Regions from separate parts of the Mus musculus genome. Here region 2 is linked to region 1. Evidence: chromatin loops called from intact Hi-C (ENCODE). Cell type or tissue: heart. All regions are shown on one strand.

Region 1 (8,000 bases):
GCTGGGGGCAGACAACTGTCACCTTCATTGAGACCTCATTGACAAAGTCATAATTACAGAAATCTCAAATGTGCCCTGTGCTAGGTACTTTAGATCTGTGAATACTGCCAAGGCACCCCACTACCCCATAAAGATAAGGAAACCAAAGCATCATACTGCTGAAGCTCTAGTATAAAGGAGCCCCTTTGGGAGATGAGCGGGCATTCTTTTAAGCAACGCCCACTGTGAATCCATCTGTTTTCTGCCCTCCAGGGTAAGCTCATTTCTCATAGTGGTCGTCTATCTGTTGCTCATCGTTGTTGGCCAGACCTACATGAGAACGCGGAAGAGCTTCAGCTTGCAGAGGCCTCTCATCCTCTGGTCCTTCTTCCTGGCAATATTCAGGTAAGTTAGTCCTCCACCCCATGCTCTCTGCCTGTTCTTTAGTCCTTACATCTCCATTTTACCCTGAGGGTTTCTCAAATCCTCAGCCACGTCGACTTCTTTTCCATAGTACCTGGGTTTTCTCTCTTCCTTGAGCCCAAGGCTATGGTCTCTGTTCTGTTCCACCCCTCTTTAAAATGTTTACTTTAAAAGATAGTCTCTTAATCTGCACCCCAGACTGCTCTAATAGCCCACTGTGTAACCTAGGCTAGCCTCAAATACCACAACCGTCCTGCCTCAGTCCCCTGAGTTCTGGGAATACAGATGTTAGGCTCTACCCCATTCCTCTTGTGCTCGGGAAATCTATACGGCCGACAAAATTGTCTAGCCTTAAATATCTCAGTTCCCAAATTGCTCTTCCAAAGCAATCGAAGAGCATCAAGTTCCCCAGCCCCTCCTTTACCACGTCCTTCTGTCTCTTGCCACTTTTTCCTTCTGACTGGCAACCCACTTCAAGAACCCTGTGCTTAACTTTGACTTTCACCTCTCCCCCTGTATCCACTGGCTTTTTCTTAACCCATATCTCATGGAGAATACTTGTTAGATCTACCAGATTGGCCCCGGGAGCTCAAAAGCTGTAGCCACACTCCCCTCGGAAGGGTGAGGAGGTGATAGAGAGTTGGTTCCGACGTGGATGTGGTTGGGTCAGGTTCACGCCTGGCCATCCCCTAATCCCTTCATACCTTTGTGCATGGTCTCACTCCAGTATCCTGGGTACTCTGAGGATGTGGAAGTTTATGGCAACAGTGATGTTTACAGTGGGCCTCAAGCAAACCGTGTGCTTTGCCATCTACACGGATGACGCCGTAGTCAGATTCTGGTCCTTTCTCTTTCTTCTCAGCAAGGTTGTTGAACTGGGTGAGTGCAGGGGCTTTGTCTCCGGTGCCCAGTGACTTGAATCCTTCCCCAGCGCTCTTCCCTTACCCATCACATGGAGAGTCCCGGCCCTACTCCTGGGTCTTAGTGAGATATCCCCACCCCACACCCACACCGTGAGATTTCCAGATGTGTTCACACACCCCGGGGAGGGAGTGGTACCAGCACTGGGTGGCCTGACGACTATGATCCCTCACCTCTCAGGAGACACGGCCTTCATCATCCTGCGTAAGCGTCCACTCATCTTTGTCCACTGGTACCACCACAGCACAGTGCTACTGTTCACAAGCTTTGGATACAAGAACAAAGTGCCTTCGGGTGGCTGGTTCATGACCATGAACTTTGGCGTCCATTCTGTCATGTACACTTACTACACTATGAAGGCTGCCAAACTGAAGCATCCTAATCTTCTCCCCATGGTCATCACCAGCCTGCAGATTCTGCAGATGGTTCTGGGCACCATCTTTGGCATACTGAATTACATCTGGAGGCAGGAGAAAGGATGCCACACAACAACGGAACACTTCTTCTGGTCTTTTATGCTATATGGGACCTATTTCATCCTATTCGCTCACTTCTTCCACCGAGCCTACCTCAGGCCCAAGGGCAAAGTTGCATCCAAGAGCCAATGAGAGTAGGAAAGAAAGATGGAGCCTCAGCCGTTCCTCCGTGGCACTAAGGGTATGGGAGAATGATTAGGGTACCTCCCTGTATGGTTTCCCCCATGGGATATGTACCCTCAAAGTTGCAGGAAGCTATGACAACCAAGAAATGTCACCCTTGGGGATAGGGGGTGTGTGGTTTGGTACTTTGATGTTTCTGTCTTTAATGTGAAGGAAAACCAAGCCCTAGGAAGGAGATAGGACTGAGGTCCTTAAAATGGAGTTATTTATATTTATATTTAGAAATCTTTCTCTTCTTGCTCTATTTTTAAAAGAGGTCAACATGATCTTGAGGATTTGTGGACTTGGAGGGGAGGGGAGAGTGGACTGACTCTGTGGTAGGAGGAGGCTGACTCTGGGGAGTGAGTGATCTGCAGGGGGGGAGCCTGAGGGTGTGTGGAAGGACAGAGGCACACACAAACACTCAATAAGAATTCTAGGCCTGGTAGGCGCTTAATAAATGTCTTTTACAGACTAGAAGTTTATTGCTGTTAGAGACCCAAGCCTCTGAAAGGAACAGTGAGAAACAAGTCCTAAAATCATAGGCTAAACTGCAGAAGAGATCGCTGCGTGGAAGCACGGGTGACCAGACCTACCGGCTGTCCTCCCAGAGACCACCAGGTGGCGTCGCAGCACCAGCAGAGAACGATCCCTGTCAGCTAGCTGGTCACACCAAGCTTCATACTCCTTTTACTCCAGGAGACCCTGCTTCCCTATCCTGGAGGAAAGGAGTGAGACGGCAACCTTAGAAGCCTGGACGCTCACTCGGTTCCTGTACATCCAGCTGTCCTTTTGGACAATGGGAAGGATGAAGGGAAGGAGGGCTCAACCGCAAGTCTGAATCATCAGGCCTTTGACAGTCCGCGCACGTTTATTTCATTGATCTTTGAAAATGGGATAGGGGGAGTCTGGAGAAGGCGGGGTGAGCCAAGGGTGAATTGGCCCTGGGGGAGCTGGTCCCTGTTCCTGGCCTTAGTCCTAGGGGCGCGGTCTCCGCATAGGGGTCAGACCACCGCTCGGGGGCTGCGAGGGAAAAGGCCCTCTTCGAAGCCCGCGGCCTCTTCCCGGGTGCTCTGGCACCCCTTTCAGACCCTGGGACGAGGGCAAGCCAGTCTAGGCGACCCCTGTCCGGAGAGGCTGTGAATTACTGCCCCGCCCTCGGGGATGGATCCACAGACCTGCGGCTCACACCGGCCGTTCCACGGCGTACTGGCAGGGGCTAAGGTTAGCGGCCGGCGGCGGCCCGGGCACGGCGGGATAGCTGAAAGAGGCGTGCTGCTTGGCTTTGAGCCGCAGGCTAGCCAGGCTCGAGTTACACGGGTCCCGGTATACATAGGGGGAGGAGGCGGCTGCAGCGGCGGCTGCGGCGGCCGAGGCGTAAGGGCAGGACACTGCCCCGGAGGACACGGCGGCTGGAGCCAGCCCGGGGGGTGCCCCGCCCAGGCCCTGCAAGGCTCCGGGACCTGGTACGGTGCCCGGGGCAGCGGCGGCCGAGGGCACCATAGAAGCGGCGATGGAGCTGGGCGGTGAGAATACAGGCTGTGAAGCCAGAGGCCCCACGTTGACCGAGTTGAAGGCGAACGGGAAGGTCTTGGCGGCGAGCGGCGGGGCGAGAGCCTTGGGCGGCCAGTTGCCGTACGAGTAGCCCGGGTACACCTCCTCGTAGGGTGGCACCAGGCCCCCGAGCGGGGCTGCGAAGCCACCTTTGCACAGCTCCGCCTGCTGGCTGCGCTCCCGCTTCCGCCACTTGGCGCGCCGGTTCTTGAACCACACCTGCGGGTATCCGAGAAAGGCTGTCAGGAGGTGGAGTGGCTGGGGACTGGGCCACCCACAGTAGGATCGAGCCCGGGCGGGGAAGATCAGAGGTGCATGGTGGATGCAGGCTGGAAGGGAGGAGCGCACCGAGCCTGGGGGCCAGAGAAGTGAAGCCAGGGGCCGCAGGGTTTGGGGGAACAGCTCGGGATCAAAGAGAGATGAGGGGAAGGTAGAGCCTTGGTCCCAGCCGAGGAATCGAGTGATGGGGGTGGCAGGCAAGGCAGCAGGAGGGTGGGGAACTGGGCCCGACGTGGCACCGGCCCCGCAGAGTCACCAGCTACTTGGGATGGGGGGTGGGGGGCACGAGAGCGAGGTGCGCGCAGGTGGGGCCATACCCGCACGCGGGCCTCAGTGAGGTTGGTCCACACCGCGATCTCTTCGCGGGTGCTCATGTCAGGGTAGCGATTCCTCTGGAAGGTGGCCTCCAGCTCCTGCAGCTGCTGGCTGGTGAAGTGCGTGCGCTGCCGCCGCTGCTTCTTCTTCAGAGAGCCGTCCTCGGGGGAGCCCCCCGGCAGTGAGGCCGAGGCCTTCTCCGAGTCTGAGGGCCAGAATGTGGCAGGTCATAGGGCGCTAGGGCCTGTGCGGAGTCTCTGGTTCAGGGGCCTCAAGGAATTCCTCAGCCCCTGGCTGGCTCCCGCTCAGGTTATCACTCTCGCTCCCACCCCGCATCAAGGCTAAACTGTTTTCTCCTCCACCCCCAGAAGGGGGCGCGCTCACCACTGTGCTCCTGCCCCTTGCAGCCATGTTCTGGAAGCGGAGGGTGTGGAGTGCCTGCGTCCGATAACGACAGCGCAGGGCTTCGCGCCTCTGCCTCACCAAGCAGCCCAAACTCCATGGAGGGAGGTCTCTAGTAGAGGAAAGAGAAGACATATGTCAGGTTAATAGAAGTAAAGATCAGGGGCTTAGGGATACCCTGATGTGGTGCGTGCCTGTGACCCTAGTACTCAAGAGGCAGAAACAGGAAGATCTTCACTCTACAGTGTGTACCTGGTCAACCAAGAACACACGGTGAGACACACAGTCTTAAACAAACAAACAAACAAACAAACAACAACAACAGCCAACAAACTATCGATTTATCAGGCTCCTAATAGGGTTTCCTCATAACATTCTTGCCTCTTTTCCTATCCACTGACAAAAAGCTATCCCGAATGGTGCACTATAGAATAGAGTAGGGCGGGGCAGAGGAGATGGCTCAGCGGCTAAAGGCACCGGCTGCTCTTCCAGAGGATGTTTCTTCAATTCCCAGCACCTACATGACTGGCTGCTCACAACTGTCTGAATCTCCAGTTCCCGGGGATCCAAAGCCTTCTTCTGCCCCCCCCCCCGCCCCCGCCCCAGGGAGTAGGCACTCTGGTACTCTGGTGAACAAACATATATGCAGGGAAAGACACCCATACACTGGGAAAAATAAAAGAGTTGGGAAAGAAGGCCAATGAGAAAAAAGATGTACACTGAGAGGTTTTATGTAAGCACATGTACGATAGACTCATTAATTGTTGGGCTTATGCCTAGTGCCACGGCTACTCCATTTTGTTTGTTTGAGGCAGGGTCTCATGTAGCTCAGGCTAGCCTTAATTTTTGATCTTCCTTGCTGCTCCCACCTTTGAATGCTGGAATTTCAGGTCTGGGTTACCATGCCTGTCTGCCTGTCTGTCTGTCTGTCTGTCTGACTATCTATCTATCTATCTATCTATCTATCTGGTTTTTCTAGACAGGATTTCTCTATGTAGCCTTGGCTGTCCTGGAACTCATTCTGTAGAACAGGCTGGCTTCCAGTTTAGAGAGCTGCCTGCCTCTGTAGCCCAAGTGCTGGCATTAAAGGCATGTGTGTGTTGCCGCCACCACTACTATCCCAGCTTTAAAGGTTTTTGTTTTTGTTTTTTCTTTTTCTTTTTCAAAAACAGAATATTTGTTTAGAGCCAGGTGTGGTAATGTAGATCTGTAATTCTAGTACCCTTGGAAGGCAGACCTGGAGTTTAAGGCCAGCCTTAGCTACATGAGACCCTGCCTGAAAAGACAAGCAGTGATTCAGATGGTAAAGTACTTGTCATACAAGCATAAGGACTTGAGTCTGATTTATTCTAGCATCCACAAAGCACCACCCTGTAACCCCAGCACCGGGGAGATAGAAACAGGAGGACCCCTGGCCAGCTAGTCAAGGTGAACTGACCAGATCCAAATTCAACAAGAAACTCTGCCTCAAAACAACACAAAACAAAAACAAAATAAAACAAAAACACTAAGAGACAGAATGATTGAGGAAGACTCCAGATGTTAACCTCTGGCCTCCATCCATCTCTGCATGTGCACCTTCACACACAAAACTTTCACACATATACCCAAAGAATATGTGTTTAGATTTCCAGTAGAGCATCTCTAATCCAAAAGCTCCAAAAACTGCAGGCTGGAGAGATGGCTCAGTAATTAATAGGACTGGTTGCTCTTCCAGAAGTCCTGAGTTCAATTCCCAGCATCCACATGGTGGCCCATAACCACCCATAACTGTAGTCCCATGGGGTCTGATGCCCTCTTTCGGCGTGTAGGCATGCATGCAGATAAAATACCCATACACATAAACAAAACAAGATAATTTTTAAAAACCCAAAACTGGATGTACCCCCCACCTCAGCTTTTGGATTTCAGAGAATTTCAGATTTCAGACCTTGAGGTTAGGAATGGTTAGCCCAACCCACCCATTTCATAGGTGGAACCTGAGACTCAAAGCAACTTAAAGTACAAGTACAGTTAGGACCTGAGCTAAATCTGTGGGCTCCTAAAGAGGCTTTTCCAAGTTGTGTTCCTTGGAGCCCTCTGTTGAAGTCCTCTCAGGGTTAGGTCTGCTTCCACAGTAGGGCGGGTCTGCTTGTTTGAGTTATTTATACTTTCTTAGTAAATGGCTTGTAAATGGCTTAGTAAATGGTTCCATATCAGAACCAAGCTGGGGAGACGGCTCCACAGTTTAAAGCACTTGCTCTTGCAGGGGACCCAGGTTGGATTTCTAGCATCCATATGGTAGCTCACAGCCATTACCATCAGTAACTCCAGTTCCGGGGAACCCAGGTCCCTCACCTCGTCTCCACGGAGGTAAAACAGTCATACAAATAAAATTTTTTTAAAAATCTGAAAATTGAAACAAAAATAAAAAAACAAGAAAGAAGAAAAGAAACCTACAAAGGACATAGGCTCCTTCTGTTCCTTTGCTTGTCCAAAACATATCTCACCTCCTACCAGTCATCTCTTCCTCCACCTCATGTACACAGTTCTCCCAACACACACACACACACACACACACACACACACACACACACCACTTCTTGCCAGGATTCCTATCTCAGACCTAGCCTGATTTTCTGAAGGAGTCTGCCTGGGTCCCTGCTGAGTTTCCCCTTGGTTGGCCCCTTTCTGGTTGACATTCACAAGACCTCGCATGGGAGGAAAGAAAAGGGACAGTAATGGGTCTCTTGACTCCAAGAGCCTCTTGGGCAGAAAACAGAAACTAGGGTCAGAAGGAGAGAGCTAGGTGGGGGTGTCTCTGTCTCCAACACCCTCTCCCCATTATCAGGGACATTATGGCATTACTGTGGTGAATTAGCTCGGATTGATCGAGATGTGCATCTCTTGGCTGATCCAAATTTATTGAGAACCTTTCAGAAGGATGTGAGGCTGGACAATGGCCTGTGTTTTGTACATGGTAATACCCTCTTCAACCAGCTCTGAGAACACAGCCCTAACTCAAGCCAAGCTGACAGTAGGACTGGGTTTGAACAGAATTCTTGCTCTTTCCACTGGCAGTCGGGTCTTGTTCTTGGACTCTTCCTGGGGCTAGAGAGGTAAGACAGGAGGGAACCCAGTAGGGAAGGAGAGGAGTTGGGCCAAGGATGGAGGTAGTCAGTTAACTTCCCTTTCCAGGTCTCACGACAGGAGCTGGAGGCATGGCAATGGAAAACCTAGGCCCAACAATGTGTCCCCTGGAGTGGAGATGGCCTTGCAAGGAACTGTGACAGCAGGACCAGCAGGGCTTCAAATTTTCTGGGGAGATGTGGGAGGAAGTTAGCTCTGGAAATTGAGGTGCTCTGCAGCCAGCCCTTCCTTCAGACTCCAGATGACCTTGAAATTCAAACCACGCTCCTGACTTTTCCAGGAGCCACAGAAGCAACGCAGAACTGGCCAAGGGGACAGTGAGGTTTGCCCGCAAGAAAAGCTGTGTCCCTCTGTTGCCGT
Region 2 (8,000 bases), 120 kb after region 1:
GAAACCACCCCCTGCCCTCTGGATCCTGCAGCCCAAGGCTTCTGAGATTATTTTCTGCTCCACAAACTGACCTTTAGTTTCGTCCCATGTACCTGCAGGTCATGAGTTGTAGCACTGACTGGCAGTAGCTTGCTGGCAGGCTCTACCTGTGATTCTAAGGACCCATCACTATTACCTGCCTTCTTGAAAAATGGACTTTGCTACTTTGTTCAAGTTAAAGGAATGAAAATACAAAAAGATCAAAATAATTTAAACCACTTTATCACTAAATTACTGAAAGAGAGAAAGAAACAGACTCCCAGGATCCTTGAGATGTGAGCAAGGCTGCTATTCACTGAAATCTGACATGTCTTCTAACACAAGAAAGACCTAGCTTTCCTGTGGCCCTGAAGGCCTCAATAAGGACTTTCAAGCAGGGCTGCAAGAGTGTTTAGACAGGGGCCATAAAGAATAGGATTTCCCCTGCTGATTGAGGGAGCCGGGAGGGTGATAGGGGAGAGAGAGAGAGGCTGGATCATCACTGGCTCTGAGTCCTCAAACTCCTCCCCTTTGCATGTCTCTCTAGAAGCCACTTAGTACTTAAAATAAGACAGAGTCTTGGACATGTCAGAGGCTAGTGCCAAGAAGACAGTAGAGAAAAGACAACAGAAGTACTCACAGTTAACAGAAGTCTTCTGGCTCATTGTTGAAAGAGAAATGCTCAGGTTTCTTGGCAATCCCCCAAGCTTTAGGCTCAGGAACTCTGTTAATTTCAGGTACCAAAAAGGGGAAAATTGCCAGGTGTGGTGGCACAGACCTTGAAAGCCCAGCACTCTGGAGCAGAGGCAGAGGGACGAAGGTTAGCCTGGTCTAGTGAGTTTCAGGCAAGCCAGGGACCTTGTCTCACAAATGAAAAAAAGGAGGGAGGGGTGGCAAGAGCTGACTCCTACCACCCCGTCGGGAGGGCTCTTGCTCTCCGCGCTGCCTCAGCCTCAGCACAGCCTGAGCTTCATCAGGCCTTTCTTCCTGCTTTTCTCCGTGAGCTCACTTTTCAAGACTAAGCAGCAGAATGGACTCTTGAGAGCAAGCAGCCTTCTGCAGGACTCTCAGCATCGCTGGAGGCAGCTTCTTAGCCTGCTTCTGGTGGCTATTTGCCACAAGAGTAAAAGCAGAGTTTCTCTCTCCACAGAACTTACCATCAGCTTCTCACCTCTTTTCCACAGCTGAAATCCTGCCTGCTCCCAGTCCCCAGCCTCCAGCCCCATTCCGATTGTTTCGTTTTCCTCCTACAGCCTGGTTAGTTAAAGGACAAGAGTTTTGTTTAAGCTGGGTGTGTTCAGCACATGCTTTATAATTCCAGCACTTGGGAGGCAGAGGAAGGAGGATAAGGAATTCAGGGCCACACTTAGCTTCATAGTGAGTTCAAGACATACCTAGACTTCGTCCTGTCTTAAGAAACAAATCTAAGTAAGTAGATGAAAACAAGTTAATTGGAGTAGGTGGCAAGGTCTTTCTATATTATAGTCCTGGTTGGCTTCAAACTCCTAATTCTCCTGCCTCAGCCTGGCAAGTTCTGGGATTCCAAGTGTATAGCACTACACCTGGCCTTAGTACCATGATTCTTGCTGAGTGTTGTTTTCAATGAGAATGAATATACAGAGCCTTGGATCTGCTATAGTATGCCACCCAAAGAGCAGCACTGGTAGCTCAAACCATCTGTTTCCCCTCATTCCCTTAATTCAATTGCACCAGAACACACAACCAAAACAACCAAAGAGAAGTCATGTTAAAGATGAGAAGAGAAAAGCTGTAACCTTGGCATTCAAAGGTCTGACTCAGCCTGCTCCTTTTTCAAGACCCTTATACTACAAAATGAGTAGCTTACCACTAGTGATTCCTCAGGTGTGTCCCTAGACCAGCAGAATCAACTACCTGAGATCTTAGAAATGCAGGCTCTTAGGCCTCACTGTACCCTACAAAATCAAAGCTTCTAGGGCCTCAGTTGGTAAAGCATTTGCCACACAAACATGAGGGGCTTGAGTTTGGAGCCCTACTACCTACCCAGAGAAAAGCTGAGCACTGTAACACCAGCTCTGGAGAGCTGAAGAAAGGGGGCTCACTGTGGCTGGATGGCCTCATCACTGCGCTCCACGGGGTGTGTGTGTGTGTGTGTGTGTGTGTGTGAGAGAGAGAGAGAGAGAGAGAGAGAGAGACACAAGAGCAGCAGAAGAAGCTTCTAGAAGTGAGCCAGGCTGTGTGTGTGCTTAACAAACACTACAGGTAATTTTGATACATAGGAAGTGCTTTTTTGAGTTGGTGGAGAATTTCTCTTTTTCTTTTCTTTCTTTTTTTTTTTTTTTTTCTTTTTGTGACAAGTTTTCTCTGCATAACCCTGGCTGTCCTGGAACTTGCTCTGTAGACCAGGATGGCCTTGAACTCACAGAGACCCACCTGCCTCTACCTCCTAAGTGCTGGGCTTAAAGACATGTACTACCACCACTAGTATAATGGGTAAAATTTTTAGGTTGCTAAAAAAAATCATAAAAGCAAATCAAAACAATAGGTTAGGAGACTCATGAGAAGGCCAGGGTCTTCTCCAAGCAATTATAGACAGGCTATCTTCCCTTTCCTGTCTTCTTGACATAATTTAATCTGTTCTTTTGCCGGAGCAGATCCAACTCATGAGGGCACAGCAGAGGGCATGGAGAACATGGCAGATGCTGTCACTCACGCCCGTTTTGTGGGCACAGATCCTGCCAGTGATGAAGTTGTCCTGATGAAAATCCTTCAGGTAAGTGGGAGGGGAGAACAACCAGGCTAATGGCCAAGAGCTCGTAGGCCGGCTCTACTTGCTGGGTCAGCCGGCAGCAGTGTGAAGCTCGTAGGCCGGCTCTACTTGCTGGGTCAGCCGGCAGCAGCGTGAAGCTGTGCTTTGATTCCACTGAGGCTTTAGAGACTCACTGTTTCCAAACAAGGAGCTCGGTACCCAAAGTAAAAGCTTTTTCTAAGGGAAATAGTTAAGAGCTTTAAATGAATTGGTATCAAATACCAGAAACCCTTACTCCATCTTGTGCCTCTGGTAGACTGTGTCTGTGTCGTTTATCTGTTAGGCCTGTGGGCTAGAGATCCAGTGAGTTATGAACTATGTCAGGACTGTGCGAAGCAAAGAGAGGACTCCCAGGTCAGGTACATGGGAGTAGCTATTTTGAGTTTTTGTTTTGGGGTTTTTGTTGTTGTTGTTGTTGTTGTTGCTGTTGTTTTGACTCAGGGTTTCTCTGTGTAGCCCTGGCTGTCCAGGAACTCACTCTGTAGAATAGGCTGCCCTCAAACTCAAGATCTGCCTGCTTCTGCCTCCAGAGTGCTGGGATTAAAGGTGTGCACCACCACACTTGTTTTAATTTTTTTAATTTTTTGTTTTTGTTTTGGTGGGGCAGGGTCTCATATAACTAAGGATGACCTTGAATTCTTATTCCTGTTTTGACTTCCCAAGTGCTTGTGACATTTTACCTAGCTTTAAGGTCAGCTTACTTCTTGCTAACTTAAAAAAGAAAAAGAAAAAGAAACCCTGAAATTGGGCATGGTCATGCATACTTGTAATTGGAACTCGTAGGAGACTGAAGCTGGAGACCACAAGTTCAACCTAACCTGGACTAAATAGCGTGATCTTATCTCAGACAAAACAGGCAGTAAGGAGAACCTCACCCCTAAGCTGGGCATGTTGCTCACTGGTAGAGCACTGGCCTAGCATATGTGAGTTTGATCTCCTGAGAAGTTAGCTCAGTTAGTGAACTTTGTGCCTTATAGGCATGAAGAGAAGTGTGAGATTCCCCAATACTTATGTAAATCCCCAGGCATAGTGGTGAGAGTCCCAGAGAAGCATAGCCAAGAGGATCCTGGGTATTGCTGGTCAACCAGTCTAGCCTAATCAATGAGTTCTAGGTCAGTGAGAGACCCAGCCTTAAGGGAAGTTGGTCCACATTTCTGATGTTGATATCCATGTACTAGTGTATCCTCCACATCCCCAAACTACACACATAAACACACATGAACATGCACATAGCACAAGCAATGATGATGACGATGAGGAGGAGGAAGAGGAAGGGAGGGGAGGAGAAAGGGAGGAAGAGGAGGAGGAGGAGGAAGAGGAGGAGGAGGAGGAAGAAGAAGAAGAAGAAGAAGAAGAAGAAGAAGAAGAAGAAGAAGAAGAAGAAGAAGAAGAAGAAGAAGAGGAAGAAGAAGAAGAAGAAGAAGAAGAAGAAGAAGAAGAAAAAGAAGAAGAAGAAGAAAGAAGAAAGAGAAGAAAGAAGAAGAAATTATTTAAAATTTACTTTTCCATTTTGTTGTTTTTTCGTTGGTTGGTTGATTTTTCAAAACAAGATTTCTCTGTGTAGCTGTCCTAAAACTCGCTCTGTAGACCAGACAGTCTTCCAAGTCAGAGATCCACTTGCCTCTGCTTCCCAAGGAAAGCCCAGCTCTCTAGGTGTGTTTACAAATCAGCTGTACTCACCCTGCTTTGTTCATCAGTGTCTTCTTTCTTCCTTGTAGGTTCTCCGAACTCTGTTGCTAACCCCAGTGGGTACCCACTTAACAAATGAATCTGTATGTGAGATTATGCAGTCTTGCTTCCGGATTTGCTTTGAAATGAGACTCAGTGGTAGGTCCTTGAATACTATGTCTTTCATCCTCCTGGGGTATATGGGGATGCTGTCTCTGAAGCCCAGAGAAACAGGATTTATCCATCGTCCACCTTGGGTAACCTTAGGGGGGTTGTTCTGAAGCTAGAATAGAGTTCTCAACCCACTATTGTAGGGCAGGAGTTGGGATGAATCTTAGTCAGACTCGCTTCCAGAACCAAATCTTCTCCCTTAGGGTTTCTGGAATTGACACCAATTGATAACCCAAGAAAACCCTTCTAGTGTGTCCCCTTTTTCCTGACTCCGTAGTACCACCTAGTGGTCTGGTAACGTTATAGCTCCAGGCTGAGCTCGAGCTGGTTTTAATAAGTTTGGCATAATCCTTGGTAAACACAGTTTGGAGGGGAGTCTGCTCTGAGAGGTCTCCTGATAATAGCACAGCAAGTAATGACACCTGTGTTATTTGTTTTTGCCTGTGCAGAGTTATTGAGAAAATCCGCAGAGCACACTCTGGTAGACATGGTGCAGCTGCTCTTCACAAGGTAAACCTGCTGCTGTTTGCTTCTGCCCGGCTGCCCAGGCCTCCTGAGTCTGCCTGCTTCCACACAGCCACTTTAGGGACCTGGCCAACCCCACAACCACATCAGAGGCCACTGGGACTGTAGATAGCAATAGTTCTCTGGGCCCAGGGTTACTGAGCAAGGGAGAAGGAAGAGAGAACTCCCGTGGCCTCAGGGAAGCGGAGGGTTATTTAATCTCTGCTTCCCAAACTTGTGTCTGTTTCTGTGCAGGTAGCATCTGGGAAAGGGAGCACAGAGAAGATGCCAAATTTAAGCAGCCTAGAACAGGTTGCTGAGCTCCCTAAACTTAGCCTGATTTTGTACAAGAAGGCCAAGGCTTGGGTAACCAACAATTGTAAAAGCTGACTTAATTGGCCTTTATCTTGGCTTGCCTGGGACTTCCTGATGTTAGCACTCAAAAGTTCCATATCCTGGCAGACCCTTTAGTTCCAGGGAAACCTTGATCTTTGATTTCCCTAAGAAGGACTCCCTCATTTGGAGCCCAGGAAACCTTTCTGTCCTAGATCACATTGCCTATTCTATACTTCCTTTCCAAAGATACACTGAGGGAAGAATCAAAGCCATGACTTTTCAACCAATGAGATTTCTTTTTGCTTTCAGACTTAATCCCTATTATCTGTACATTAAACTGTTCTCGGATTCTGCTACTGAGAGTTTCTTACACCACGGATTCAATGCCTTTGAAACACCAACCTGCTTTTACTTTCTAGGCCTGACTACCTCTTGGCTTTTAGCAGCGCTTTTCAGTGATGAAAAGAGCCTTCGAACTCCAAGGGTGCTTAGTCACTCTGTCCCAGTGACTACTTTGTCAATATCTTACATATTACAATTCCTATAGCTCCAAAGTTCCAAAGGGGGTGAAATTAGCTCTTATAAGAAGCTTGTTTCTAACTAAGAGACAAGATACTGTGTGCCAATGCACCATTACTGGATCAGGTCTAGAGAAGAACATTGTCATTATCCCCAGTGACGGTCATACTATTCTCTGTCTTATAGGTTACCTCAGTTTAAAGAAGAACCCAAGAGCTATGTGGGAACCAACATGAAGAAGGTGGGGTCTGAAAGTTCGTCTGCTGTCCCCTGTCCAAACCACCTTAACTTCTGAACTTCAGTACTACTATTGCTTAGTAGCAAAGACATGCTTTCACTTAGATGGGTCTACTTGTAATCTACAAATAACTGTCACTCCTTTAAGTCAGAAATACACCTCCTGTGTGCGTCTCCTTTCTCCACCTTTCCTCTCTGACCTACCTGTCTTTGTTGACCAACCACATTTGCTAGTGAGTCAATCCTTAAGGAAACTGGACACAGCTTACCAAGCTGGGGTAAAGATGCATGTTGACAAAATGAAAATCTGGCCATCCCATTTGGCTCAGTCTTGTCAGCAAGTAAGAGTCCTAGAGAGGCTGTGCCCCAAATCCCCTCCTCGTGCTGATTAAGACTCGGCTTGTGCTTACGATGGTCTCTGTTGAAGAGACCAAATCAAGCTGTGCTTTGGATCAAAGGGTTCCCAGATTTCTGAGAAAAGAATGGTGATCGGGATGGCCTTTTTCTTTCTTGAGCTGAAACTCTGGACATCTCAGACCTCTGATGAGGTTCTGCCCATGGCAATGACCCTTGGCTATTTGGTGCATGCACCTGACCTGCCCGTGTTCCCTCCCATTCATCCCCATTCCCGCCCTGTGCCCTGCTGGCGCGTGTCTGAGTTTGTTTTACTCTGTTTAAATCGTGCATTTGCCTGTCTTTCACAGATGTCTCCATGTCTCCTCAGCAAACTGGAGCTAAGTAGTGGGGAGCAGACCAAAGCCCTGAACCAGTTAGAGAGGGTACTACTCTTTAAGAACCTCAAGGTCTCTCTCCCTCTCCCTTTCCTCCCCCCTTTTGGTTTATTTATTTAAATTTTTTTTTATATGTAACACTGGGTTCCATTTCTGTTGTTCAGAGCACAACTTACCCGCTCTATAACAGCTTGGCTTTTGAAAGTTGCATGTGTTTATAGTTTTGCAGTACTGGGAATTCTCCTGGGATTTCTGGTTGCTTGGAAGCAGCATGAAGCCTTAAACATCACAAAATGAGCCTAGAAAACGTGGGTCCTGCTGTTATCGTGTGGGAAAGACCCACCATTTCTGGGGAAACTACAGGGACCTCAAGCGAGATCCTTCTCCCCTCCCTTGTCTCAGAGCTGGAGTAGAGAGCGTGATAGTCCTTGTGTAAATCTGAATACATGGCTATGTTGGTGGGAAAAGGTGTTTCATCCTGTGAGAAGTGTTGTTGTTGTTGTTACATAAAAGGGATCATTGCAAAGTTTAGATCTCTAGGTCGATAGTAAGGAACTAGGGACCAGGACACTGGGAATTTTCTAGAATCTGTCCTTTAAAATTCAAAATGTAGGTGAGTTTAGGGAAGGAGTGTGAGCTCAAGATTGCCTGGCCCTTAAGATACCCTTGCCTTTAAAAGATGAGACAAGTAGGGGATAAAGGACGTCCACGTGACCATGACAAGGCTGTACACGCCAGAGGTGATTTCGAGCATTCAGTCACTGCGGATGAATTAACTCTGTGAGTCAGGGTTCCCTAGCAAGGGGTCTCTGTCCTATTTGATTGCATTGTCTCAATTTTTTGTGTTTGCGTAGTTACCAATTTCAGCTCTCTTCACTGACTGATTAGCCTGCATGTTGTCATGACTATTAGCCTAAGATCTGCGCTATTCTTATAAAGCCACTGTTGTCTTTCAGAATGTAGAATTGTACAGATAAAGTGGTATAGGGTTCTGTGGACACCTGCTGCCTACTATGCACCTTAGAGCC

What was found. Peaks named below come from ENCODE experiments on the same cell type or tissue, not always from the same donor. Only the 100,000 strongest peaks of a DNase experiment are listed, where the experiment ranks them.
Region 2: a loop joins it to region 1, with 8 times the contacts of the local background. A loop is called at or near these places in 39 of 42 quality-filtered maps.

Annotation. Positions count from the first base shown.
Region 1 is chr19:46,132,872-46,140,871 of GRCm38, forward strand. It overlaps Elovl3 (elongation of very long chain fatty acids (FEN1/Elo2, SUR4/Elo3, yeast)-like 3), which reads left to right. Exons shown (of 4, transcript NM_007703.2): 2 at 253-384; 3 at 1,130-1,281; 4 at 1,504-2,823. The coding sequence ends at 1,931. Pitx3 (paired-like homeodomain transcription factor 3) reads right to left here. Exons shown (of 4, transcript NM_008852.4): 2 at 4,494-4,623; 3 at 4,112-4,314; 4 at 2,814-3,734. The coding sequence starts at 4,611. The coding sequence ends at 3,147. Among named protein-coding and RNA genes, the nearest start is that of Elovl3, 5.0 kb to the left of the region's middle. In heart, CTCF peaks have their summits at 3,688 (motif pointing left) and 4,485 (motif pointing right); DNase peaks (open chromatin) are centred at 2,590, 3,280, 3,890 and 4,480; H3K4me3 peaks cover 2,386 bases; H3K27ac peaks cover 1,967 bases; H3K27me3 peaks cover 6,372 bases.
Region 2 is chr19:46,249,463-46,257,462 of GRCm38, forward strand. It overlaps Gbf1 (golgi-specific brefeldin A-resistance factor 1), which reads left to right. Exons shown (of 40, transcript NM_178930.3): 5 at 2,652-2,770; 6 at 4,525-4,633; 7 at 5,095-5,155; 8 at 6,191-6,245. Among named protein-coding and RNA genes, the nearest start is that of 4833438C02Rik, 52 kb to the right of the region's middle. In heart, a CTCF peak has its summit at 4,937 (motif pointing left); no DNase peak of the experiment used is centred here.